Regions from separate parts of the Homo sapiens genome. Here region 2 is linked to region 1. The links are chromatin loops, found by intact Hi-C in ENCODE. Cell type or tissue: PC-3. All regions are shown on one strand. Each heading gives the region's core, and the rest is flanking DNA. Links, peaks and the distances in the headings are about the cores only. Region 1 has its middle 120 kb from the start of OR13F1. Region 2 overlaps LOC105376194 (a long non-coding RNA gene).

Region 1 (5,393 bases), core at 214-5,213:
TTCTGGCCTCACTTTGTGCACTGTAGTGGATTCATTGATGAACCCCAGAATTTAGGGTGGAGCCATAAGAGTACAATCCCCAAATGAATTCTGCAAGTACACGAGACACTACACACCTCCTCACAGTGACACAAACAAGCCCAACATGTGCTGAACAGCCTGAACAATTCCAAAAAAAAAGGCTACACATATCAAACTCCTATCCAGTGCCTGAGACAGACTACCTCTCCAATCAATGCTTCAGAGAGGAATTTCTCTTCTATCCAGTGCCGAGGAGGCACCAATCTCATCCCTAACAATGATGCAGAGAGACAGACGCCCCTTCCATGATGCTGAATACGCTGTGGCCTTGGCCATCCCATGCTGCAAATGTTGTCTCCTCCTCAATCTACTTTTTGAGACCCTCTCTACCCTCCCCCATTTCTAATACATTTGAACCTTTCCATTCCAGTTCTGCCTTCATTAGGGCTACAAAAACCCTCACCCCTGGCTGGCTAGTTCTCTAAATTCACCGGCCTCTCTCCTAAAGAGTTTTATTCTGTACTGTCCACAGGTTGTGTCCCACCACAACCATTTATCAGCCATTCCCCCAGCTGCAGAAACCTGGCTCTTCTCATATTCTAGGCTGCAGACAAGCCTGCCTCCCTCCAACCACACCTGCAGGCTCTCTTACCCTTGTCCATCCCCTGATGATCTCCCTCCTTCCCCAACTAGGCAGAAATTAAACAGAACTTCAAAGTACTGCATTGCCAAGAACTACAGAGGAACCTATCACTGCCATTACAGTGCTACAGACACCTCCCCTCTCCAACCAATGTGTCAAATAGACTCAGCCTCCCCCATCCATTCATCCATTAAATAGGAGCTACTCTCTTCTTGCCATCCCCCATTCATTGCTCTAAACAGTATCTTCTGAGCATACGGTATAGGAAACACCCTGGTTTTCTCAGGGCACATTGAGACACACATTGGTTTTTTCTTTTCAAGTTGTAGATGTGAGACTTAGGAAAGATCACCAGACTAATTACATAAAAGCCATTTGCAAAATCTTCATTGCCTATTAAGAACATACTAATTCAAGGATGCCCTCAATCCAGATTCTGCTTACTGTCAACCTTATCTTTTACTTTTCCCATGGAATTCTATGTGGCCGTATTAAAGTGTACTCCAAAACACATACAAAGCTAACTGTAGCTGACAGAGTTCCTTGACTGCTCAACTTGTATTCTCTTTTTTCATTACCCTTCTGTTTCTTCCTGGCCAACAGATCTCCAGGTGTGTTTAGGTGACATTATACCCAGATCTGGAGAATGGCTCATGATTGGGCTAAGAGAGTAAGGAAACCCCATATACTTTTCCCACTGGTTGGTCCAGAGGAGGTGTAAAGCCTAGTTGTGGCCAAAAAGATGCGAGAAAAATAAGCTAGGAGGTACCTGAAAAGATTATTCTCCCTGAAAAAGAAAAACAAAAAAGAAAAGAAAAGAAATGAGATATACTAGAATACCCCTTACCACATTTTTACCCTCCAGCTCTGGATACTGTTCTGTGAGTCCCAATAGCTGGGCAGTCTATATGAGCCTCTGGAATTAATAAATGCCTTTCTGGAGATATCACATTGATTTGGCCAGTTTTTAAAATAATTTGAAACAACAATTGGTTGTAGGTAGTCAAGAGAAGATTCAATCCCAAAATAATCCTTTAGAGTTCTCTTTGGAAGAAATCAATTAGAACAAGATTGAGATGGAATTTAAGTTAAATAAATGCAGGAAACATGAGGGAGATTAGTCACTTGGGCTATTTTCCATCATAAGAGAGCCAAATGTAGCCTTAAACAAATGTGGCATTTTGTTTCTCCATCTGTAATATTTGTTTAATTTAAAAAAGAAATACTCAGGGTATCTGCATTCTAGTGTGCACTCATGCACTCTCTCTCCCTCTCTCCCACCTCCTCCCTCAATATTGCCCTTAGAATTATCTTAAAATTGGAGGAGGGGGACAGGAGGCAGTTGTCATGGCATAAAGATGCTGAAGTAAAATTAAACTTCTGAACCCATCGGAGCTATATTTGCCAAAAGTACTTGAGAAACAGAAAGATAAAAATCATGTGAAGAGATTTTTTTTTAAGAATTCAATGTAACCTCTTGCTTTCCTCAATGTTTGAGTCATCTACAGAACAAAGAAATCTAGGTCTTATCTGTGAGAGCTTTAGACCCAACTAGATTGTAATCACAGCAACCCCGGGATTTTGCATAGTTTCTTTCTACTACCCTGGTATGGCTAATAAATAAGTTCAAACAAAACAGCCCAGGAAAGCATTGAATTAAATTATACAGTACCATTTCTCCAGGTATTGAGCTAAAGAGAATGGAGCTAAAATTGCCCTGCTGTCTTGTCATTACCCTATTTCTAATTCTGTCATTTTCTTTCCAAAAATCTCACGCATTTTGCAGGTTCTCTTAGTAGATCTGTTCCATGAATGAGCAACTGGACAGTTCTCAGTCACAGTCTGGTGGTTTATTTGTGAATACACAGAAACAGCCAGAGAGAGAGGCAGGAGCAGAACTCTCACTTCTGTCATCTTGGTATTTGTAGCTGTGCTCATGTTCCAAAGCTACGAGGTTAGGGAGAAGGAGGAAAGAGAAGAGAAATTGGAATCTCCATAAAAACACTGCAATTATCTTGAACTTTCCATATGCAGACCTTTATGGACTTCTATGGTTGAAAATAAATTCTTTATTGATTTCACTGTAGTAATTTACAGCTCCAAGGTAATCAAATTGGTGGATAACTTGGAATAGTCTTAGACTTATGCAACAAGAAACAAGCACAGAAATGCATTTTCGTTAGTAATATCAATCTCAGAGTTCCTAAAGCAGATATGCCTTGTTTTTGGCAAGTATCTGCAGAGATAATCATTCCAGGTGGCACCTTCAAGACCAACAGAGAAGGATCCCTAGGAAGAGAGAAATGGAGAGTAATGTAGAGCTATTGCCATCTAGTGGCTCATAACAGAGACATCAGGTGCCTTTTCACATGAACAGAATTTTTTTCAAAGGCATAAATATTTTGTGATTTTATTTCACTGCTCTTTGCATGTATATATGGATTAAAACTCATTTAAAGAATTCATGGATGCTTATTTTTATATGAGAACAATTCCAACCTCTAGCCATGTTGAAATTTTCATTCATTTATCAAACATTTATTGAGCCTAGCCAGGCCTTGTGCTTAACACTAGGGACACAGAAATGAGCCATTCTCAGAGCTCCTGTTTCAAGTTGCAGTTCAAAAGCTATGCCCAGTTGTTCTGGAATTCATGTGTGATCCAAGTGCACCCCTGCATATTTAAAAAATTCTAAATAGACAGATGGATACACATATAAACACAAACATACATAAGTTAATACAGCACTACGTATTATGCACAGTACAAATCATTTACCAAAATACACCTTTCTACAAAGAATATAAGAAACATGAATTAAGATTATTGAAGCACTTCAATTATATTTTTAATCAAGTAAAAAATCCGTATTCAAAATCTTACTAAGTTTATTATAAATATTTTTAACATTGTAATGTGATGGACTATGTTCCATCATTTAAATGAAATCTTGGTTTAATGCTTTATGATGCAGAATTGAAGGTCTGATTCTCTTCATTGTGTTTTGATATTTGGCTTTGATGACAGTGATAGCTACAAAATACTTCTCAAGAGATCTATGGATCCAAGAGATACACCACTATCTACACTTTCTGAATCATGATATTAATTTCTTAATCCCACTGACAACATTTCTTGTTCACTTGTTAAAATTTAACAAATTCCCTCCTCCCTAATGTCGAAATCAGAATTTAAAAATATTTATTGAAGTTTTACTTGCTTTTTGATTGACAAATGAGAACTATATATGTATTGGGGATACAATGTGATGTTTTGTTATATGTATACCTTGCGGAATCAGACTTCTGGTGAATGAATCAGAAGGGATTTCATTTTAATATTTTCACTGAATGGCCTTAAAATCTGCTGAAATTCTTTATTTAGAGGATCTTAAGACAGGTTAGAGAATTCTATCTCAATTTTATTTTAATCTAAGATATGAGAAGTTTATAAGAAATGAGACATATCATCTTCGACAACGACGATGCAAACGTTTCCGAATATCCATTTTGAACATTCTTTCCCCATTGCAGGATTAAAACCAAAGCAAATAGTTACTTTCTCACTCATTGTCAGAATGTCACCTTTACCTTGAAAGGAGACAATAAGTGTCTTTATCTTTTCTGAAGATCTCTGTTAGACAGTAGTGTATTGACAGCTACTTGTCATTACAGAAAAGGTCAGGAAATTTGGAACTCTTGTCATTTAGTGTAAGAAAAATGTTATTCTTTTATTTCTTTGCCAAAAGATAACAGGAGATCTGTGCTGAACAAAACAAAAATAAAAACAACACATAAAATAGATTTATATGATGCCATCTTGTGTCAGTATTATAACATTCCAGTATTATAAATATTTTACTCTTTATGATACAAAATTCATAAATCCTGTGAGAACTGCTCTATGATGCACTGAGCATGAACGGACATGTGAGTGTGCAGCTGTCAACCCCTTTGAGTTGTGGAATTTATATTCTTCCCTCAGGATACAACTTATACCTTAAGTGACACATGGCCCAAGTGAGGAAGCCACTGCCAATCATATATATTACTAAAGCATAATTTTTAGGCTATTCTATAAAAGTGAGTATAAATAGCTGGTTTTTTGTTTTTGTTTTTGTTTTTGAGACGGAGTCTTGCTCTGTCGCCCAGGCTAGAGTGCAGTGGCCTGATCTCAGCTCACTGCAACCTCCACCTCCCAGGTTCAAACGATTCTCCCGCCTCAGCCTCCCAAGTAACTGGGATTACAGGCACCCGCCACCGCACCTGGCTAATTTTTGTATTTTTATAGAGATGAGGTTTCACCATGTTGGCCAGGCTAGTCTTGAATTCCTGACCTCGCAATCCACCTGCCTCAGCCTCCCAAAGTGCTGGGATTGGCATGAGCCACTGCGCCCGGCCATAAATAGCAGTTTTAACATTTCCTTCCCTTCATCACTTTGGAGATCTTTGGGAGGCCTTTGTGTCATTTCAGGTTTTAATGTTCTGTCCTCTGCCCTGAAAAGCAAGAACTCTCAGGAGCCTTCATATTGGTGGTAGTTCCAAAGTAGAAACTGTTGGTTATGGGGCCAGTTCTGTGTAAGTATAGTTGGGTACCCCCAAAGACCTAGATGTGTCTGCGGATAGTTGGCTGGTAGTTTGTGCGCCACAGAAGCTAATTTTAAATCTCCGTTAGCTCCCAGTAGCTTCTATACCTTCCATTGGGAGCTCACAGAGACTGGCTCAAGGGA
Region 2 (5,393 bases), core at 73-5,072, 110 kb before region 1:
CAGAGCAGTTAGGCACAGAAAAACCAAATGCCATTATTCAGATATACACACCACAGAGGATGTCAGTGATGAATTGGGCAATCTGGATGATATAAGACAAATGAGTGGTCTGAGTGTGCACCCTCCTGCAGGAGGCAAATCCACGAAAAACAGCATTGGAATCTTCAGAATATTTACTGGGTCAAGAAAGAATACAAAAGAGACATACTATCAGAAACATTGGTGCAAATTGTTTTAAAAGTCAAATCAGTCTACTAAACTAACCACCAAGCTAGTTATTCATACATTCAAAGAGTATGAATATAATCTAAAAACATTACTGAAAAGATTTATCACATCGCTTTATAACTGAAAGTAAAAGCCTGGTTATTAAATTCAAAGTTGACTTTGGAGACAAATGCAAATCATTATATTGGTCATATATGTAAATATTTCTCCCTACTTTTTTTCTTATGAAATCAATTATTAAAATATTTGACTTATTTTCTGTTCCTAGATTTAACTGTAAAGATCGACTGCTCAAAGTTCCAAACACCCTGAAGATTATACTAACAATAAAAGCATAAGTTTCCTAACACAAGTTATTCATATGTTACTAAACACATGTCTTATTGTATTAGTTTGTTCTCACACTGCTATAAAGAACTGCCTGAGACTGGATAATTTATCAAGGAAAGAGGTTTAATTGACTCACAATTCAGCATGCCTGAGGAGGCCTCAGGAAGATTACAATCATGGTGGAAGGGGAAGCAAACACATCCTTCTTCACATGGCAGCAGGAGAGAAAAGTGCAGAGCAAAGGTGGGGAATGCCCCTTATAAAACCACCAGATCTCATGAGAATTCACTCACTATCATGAGAACAGCATGGGGGCACTGCCCCCATGATCTATTCACCTCCCACAAGGTCCCTCCCCCAACATGTGGGAACTACAATTTGGATTACAATTCAAGATAAAATTTGGATGGGGACACAGAGCCAGACCATATCAGTTATTTAAAAAATATTAATATCTACTGAGGTCTATTAAGTTTTAGACCTAATGCATTTTTAGTCCCTAGAAAATAAAGGCAGGGTCACTGTCTTAAGGTATAGGCATTGCCTTAAAGTATTTCACAGCCTAGTTAGCAAAGCAGATGTAAATAAATGGTAAAAATGAGCATTTATGGAATTTTTGGCACACCTTTTACGATCACCCTCTCTTAAAAACTACACCTCCACATGCCCTGACATCCAGATGCCTTTATTAGATGCCATTTTTTTTTCTTTTAGATAACTCTGATTCTCCATCTATAGTACCATGGCTCAATGATGGTGGCTACTTAAGCCAAACTAATCAGTATTTTGCCCCTCTGGCCACACAATATAGTATTTCCCTGGTATTTCTCAAACTGGTCCTGAGCAAAAGGGTCATTCTTTTTCCCTGTTAGCACATGGTGAGAAATTTAAAGTTTAGATATTAAGTTGGTGCAAAAGTAACTGCAGTTTTTGCCATTAAAAGTAACAACAAAAATTACTTTTGCATCAACCTAGTACTATCAAGAGCTGTATTTCTCAATATGAGAAAGTCAGTTTGAGGTAAGACAGGAGAAAGCTAACAGAGTAAAGTGAGACAAGTCAGGTAAAGAGAGTCTTGGAAGTAGGACGTGGATCTTCTAGAACCCGAGCTGTCATTCTATCTTTTATGTGGTTGTATTATTTTAAACCTCCTTAAGTATTGTGTCAGTACATTTCCTGTATGCCTCCTTTATTAAATCAGGATTTTATTCACTTTCAATCAAGCAAGGCACTGGGAATTGGCACAATGGAAGTCTGTTAGAGAATGAAGAGGGAGTAATAATTGTCTTGGGGAAGTTTCTGAAGACTTTTCGGAAGTCATATATGGGTATGGTCCTAAAGGGTGAGTAGGAGTTTACCAGATGAATTTAGTGGCAAGGGCTATCAAGAAAAAGGAGAGACTTGAAGAAAAGGAAGAAAAATGAAATTTTCTAGAACTGCACTTCTAGTGTAGCTGGAAAATGCTGAGAGATACGCTGAGAAGGGAAGTTGATGCCAAGTTTTAAACAGGCATAAAACCAGCTGAGTCTACAGCAGTCACAAAGCACCTAAAGTTAGCACAGGACTCAAAATTCAAATTTTTTATATTTAAACAGTATTTTATTTACTTTCTTAACTTTTGGAAAAGAATAAAGACATGTTTTCTAAAGAAATCTTAGACAACCCATGTAACAGAAATATATGTGTTCCAGTAAACTTAGTTGTAAACATTGCCATATTTCCTTTTTTTGGTATGTAACCTCTTATCAAATTAGGTGAGTTTTCTACTATCAACCATTAGCTAAACCCTTCACGGTAGAAATTCATGGAAATATATGCAAAGCCCTGAAATTAGAAAAAACAGGAAATCAATTATAGTAGTTCAGAACACCACAATTTAGCAGCAGTTTATAAAAAAGAAAGTAAAACTGTTATTGTAGTCAAAAGTATACTTATGAGCCAATAATGCTAGGCTGCATTCAAAGACGTAGAGAATTTCCCTTGGCAGAGAAAAGCAAAGTAGACATATCAAAGTCTTCAAATACACAAATGATTGTTCTCTAGGAAAGTGTATATTTCTAAATAATTTGGAGAGCAAATCTGGCTTCTTTTAAGGGTAAAGTTTCAGGAAGGTGATTCTGCTTAATCAAAGAAAGCCTTTCCTATTAGACTAGTCATATGATTCCTTTAAGAGTGGGAAAGAGGCCAATAGAGAAAAGGAATTCTCATCCCTAGAAGTGTTCATACTTGGCTGGATTCCAAAAATGTGAAAAATTTGACTGGATATTTTCTAAATTCCAGTCTATCTCAAAGATGTCAAGACTCATTAAAGAGTCAAATAAATTTTCTAATGAATCAAAAATGTCATAACCTTAAATATGGAAACAGCATTTCATGGATGGGAATTTATATTTAATGATAACACAGTAACAATAACAAATATTGAAAGTTTACTATTCGTGATATACACACACACATAAATTCTATGAGGCAGTACTTTAATCCACATTTTATCAGTGAGGAAAGCTAGTAAATGTTGTGGTTTGAACTCAAACCTACATGGCCCCAACTTGAGTAAATGATCTTAAACCACAACCTGGTACTACCTACTTTTTAGCTGTTGTTGCCATTTGTATTTATCTATCTTTCACATCCTCTGGTGAACACATTCACAAACACTATGTCATTTTACTATTACAAAAAGTGAGTAAGGTTGGTTCAATTACGCTTATCTTTTCAACAAGGAAAATGCGTTTCAAAGAGATTATATCATAACAAGCAACAGAGCTGAGAGTAAAACTGTAGTTCTAACTGCCCATGCTTTGCGTTTTTATAGCTTATTCTGGTTGACCGAGTTTTTCAAATCTAACTCAGAAATACTTACAACCTTTAAACACCTAGTCCTCTCTGCTACTGAGAGCACTTTTTCATTCAAAATCCAGAATACTAACATAATCGTACAGGATGAGGTGCCAAAGGGTCACTTCTATTAATTTATAACAATAAAAACCAATTCCTCTTTCCCAAGTTCACCCTGAATTGTCCTTTTGATGCCAATGGGTTCATCTCAGCCAGCTGGGAGTAGGCAGGTGACTGATTTTCAATACACATGGCTCAGTTCACACAATATCTTCTATGGCATGTGAGTCAGCTGAAACCTTGGAGGTCCAGGGCCAGTTTTTATCTCTGTCCTTGACTCCCTAGTGCTCTTTGGAGTGATACTCCTTGAGGTATATTTTATCTGTCTAATAAAAAGCAGGTAAAGAGAAATGAGATGTCTGAAGATACTTTAAAGTCATTGTCAGGAGTTAATATAAAAATGAATGAATTATTAATACTTATAGCTTTCCATTTTGCATCTTTTAACTAATGAGAATTTATCAATCCCCACAGATACATCTTAGAGAAGGCTTTCCACCTGTGCACAGTGGAACACTTACAGTATCCTCCTAACTTCTTTTCCTGACTCTGGGCTCTCTTTCTCCAGGTAATAATCCACACTGCTACTGTCATTCTAATTTTTTTTTTTTTTTTTTTGAGATGGATTCTCGCTCTGTCACCCAGGCTGGAATGCAGTGGCGCAATCCCGGCTCACTGCAAGCTCCGCCTCCCGGGTTCACGCCATTCTCCTGCCTCAGCCTCCTGAGTAGCTGGGACTACAGGCGCCCGCCACCACGCCTGGCTAATTTTTGCATGTTTAGTAGAGACGAGGTTTCACTGTGTTAGCCAGGATGGTCTCGATCTCCTGACCTTGTGATCCACCCGCCTCGGCCTCCCAAAGTGCTGGGATTACAGGTGTGAGCCACCACGCCCGGTTCTGTCATTGTAGTATTACACATTTATTTATGTAATTTGCCTGCCTAAAATTCTTCATTGGTTCCCTGTTGCACAGAGAATCCTTTAGCTTCAATCCATTCCTCCATCCATTTGTCCTGGTAGACAAACACACAAACACAGACATACATACATATATTTCATGCACAGGAACACACCATTATCTGCACACATCATCTCTTATCAATAAAATAGATTATAACTTCCTTGTCTTAGACAAAATGCATCTCCATCACAACACTTACTCCAGTGTCCTCCATGTTGTTGTTCAATAAACAAATTTTCTCTAATTGGTTTGGTATTGTTGAACTGTATGATATTGGATAAGCTAACTTCTCTGCAATTCAGTTCTCACCTCAGTTAAATGTAATTTGTTCAGTCCCTTTTTGAACCACTGATCTGATGTTCTGTAAAACAATGCTACTGCCTTGCATCTGAGCCTTCCTCACCATTCTCCATGCCAGTGGCTTTCACTGGGCTCATCTTTCATACTCATCTGGACTTTTTTGTCACATTATTGAGGTCTATAGTGGATTTTAAGTGATTTACTGGCCTGTAATACAATTTGGACTTAGAAACACTCTGCTAGAGGATCTCTAGATTTCTTTCCATTTTCAATATGCTATAAATGTTCGATTTTTGATTTAATTGTTAGTCACATCAAAGTGACTATTGAGCTACTGGAAGTATTTTACAACTAAGGACTGATAAGAAATTTTGTCACATTATTAAGTGCTCCAATGTAAAATTTTAGAACGTTATATAGAAATGCTGTCACGTGCAGTTTTGTCTCATTGGCATATGGTTTATTAAAGTAAACTAGAAAGTATCTGAACACAGCTTCAACAGTTTCAGTAATGTTCAAAGTATAAAGCTGCATAGTGGGTTGACAGGTATATTTTTATAAGAGGCTTCATAACAAACAAATATGTTATACATATTATTTTGTACATTAAATATTACATAAAATCATATTTTGAGATATGAGGATTATGCATATATACTTATTGTTTATATATACT

Evidence for each region. Peaks named below come from ENCODE experiments on the same cell type or tissue, not always from the same donor. Only the 100,000 strongest peaks of a DNase experiment are listed, where the experiment ranks them.
Region 2: it touches region 1 in a loop (6-fold over the local background); 1 of 110 quality-filtered maps calls a loop at or near these places.

Annotation. Positions count from the first base shown.
Region 1 is chr9:104,383,660-104,389,052 of GRCh38, forward strand. No RefSeq gene overlaps it. Among named protein-coding and RNA genes, the nearest start is that of OR13F1, 120 kb to the right of the region's middle. In PC-3, for the core only: a CTCF peak has its summit at 3,003 (motif pointing left); no DNase peak of the experiment used is centred there.
Region 2 is chr9:104,277,243-104,282,635 of GRCh38, forward strand. It overlaps LOC105376194 (a long non-coding RNA gene), which reads left to right. Exons shown (of 4, transcript NR_135141.1): 2 at 3,931-4,024. Among named protein-coding and RNA genes, the nearest start is that of SMC2, 190 kb to the left of the region's middle. In PC-3, for the core only: no CTCF peak of the experiment used is centred there; DNase peaks (open chromatin) are centred at 2,829 and 3,119; H3K27ac peaks cover 1,567 bases.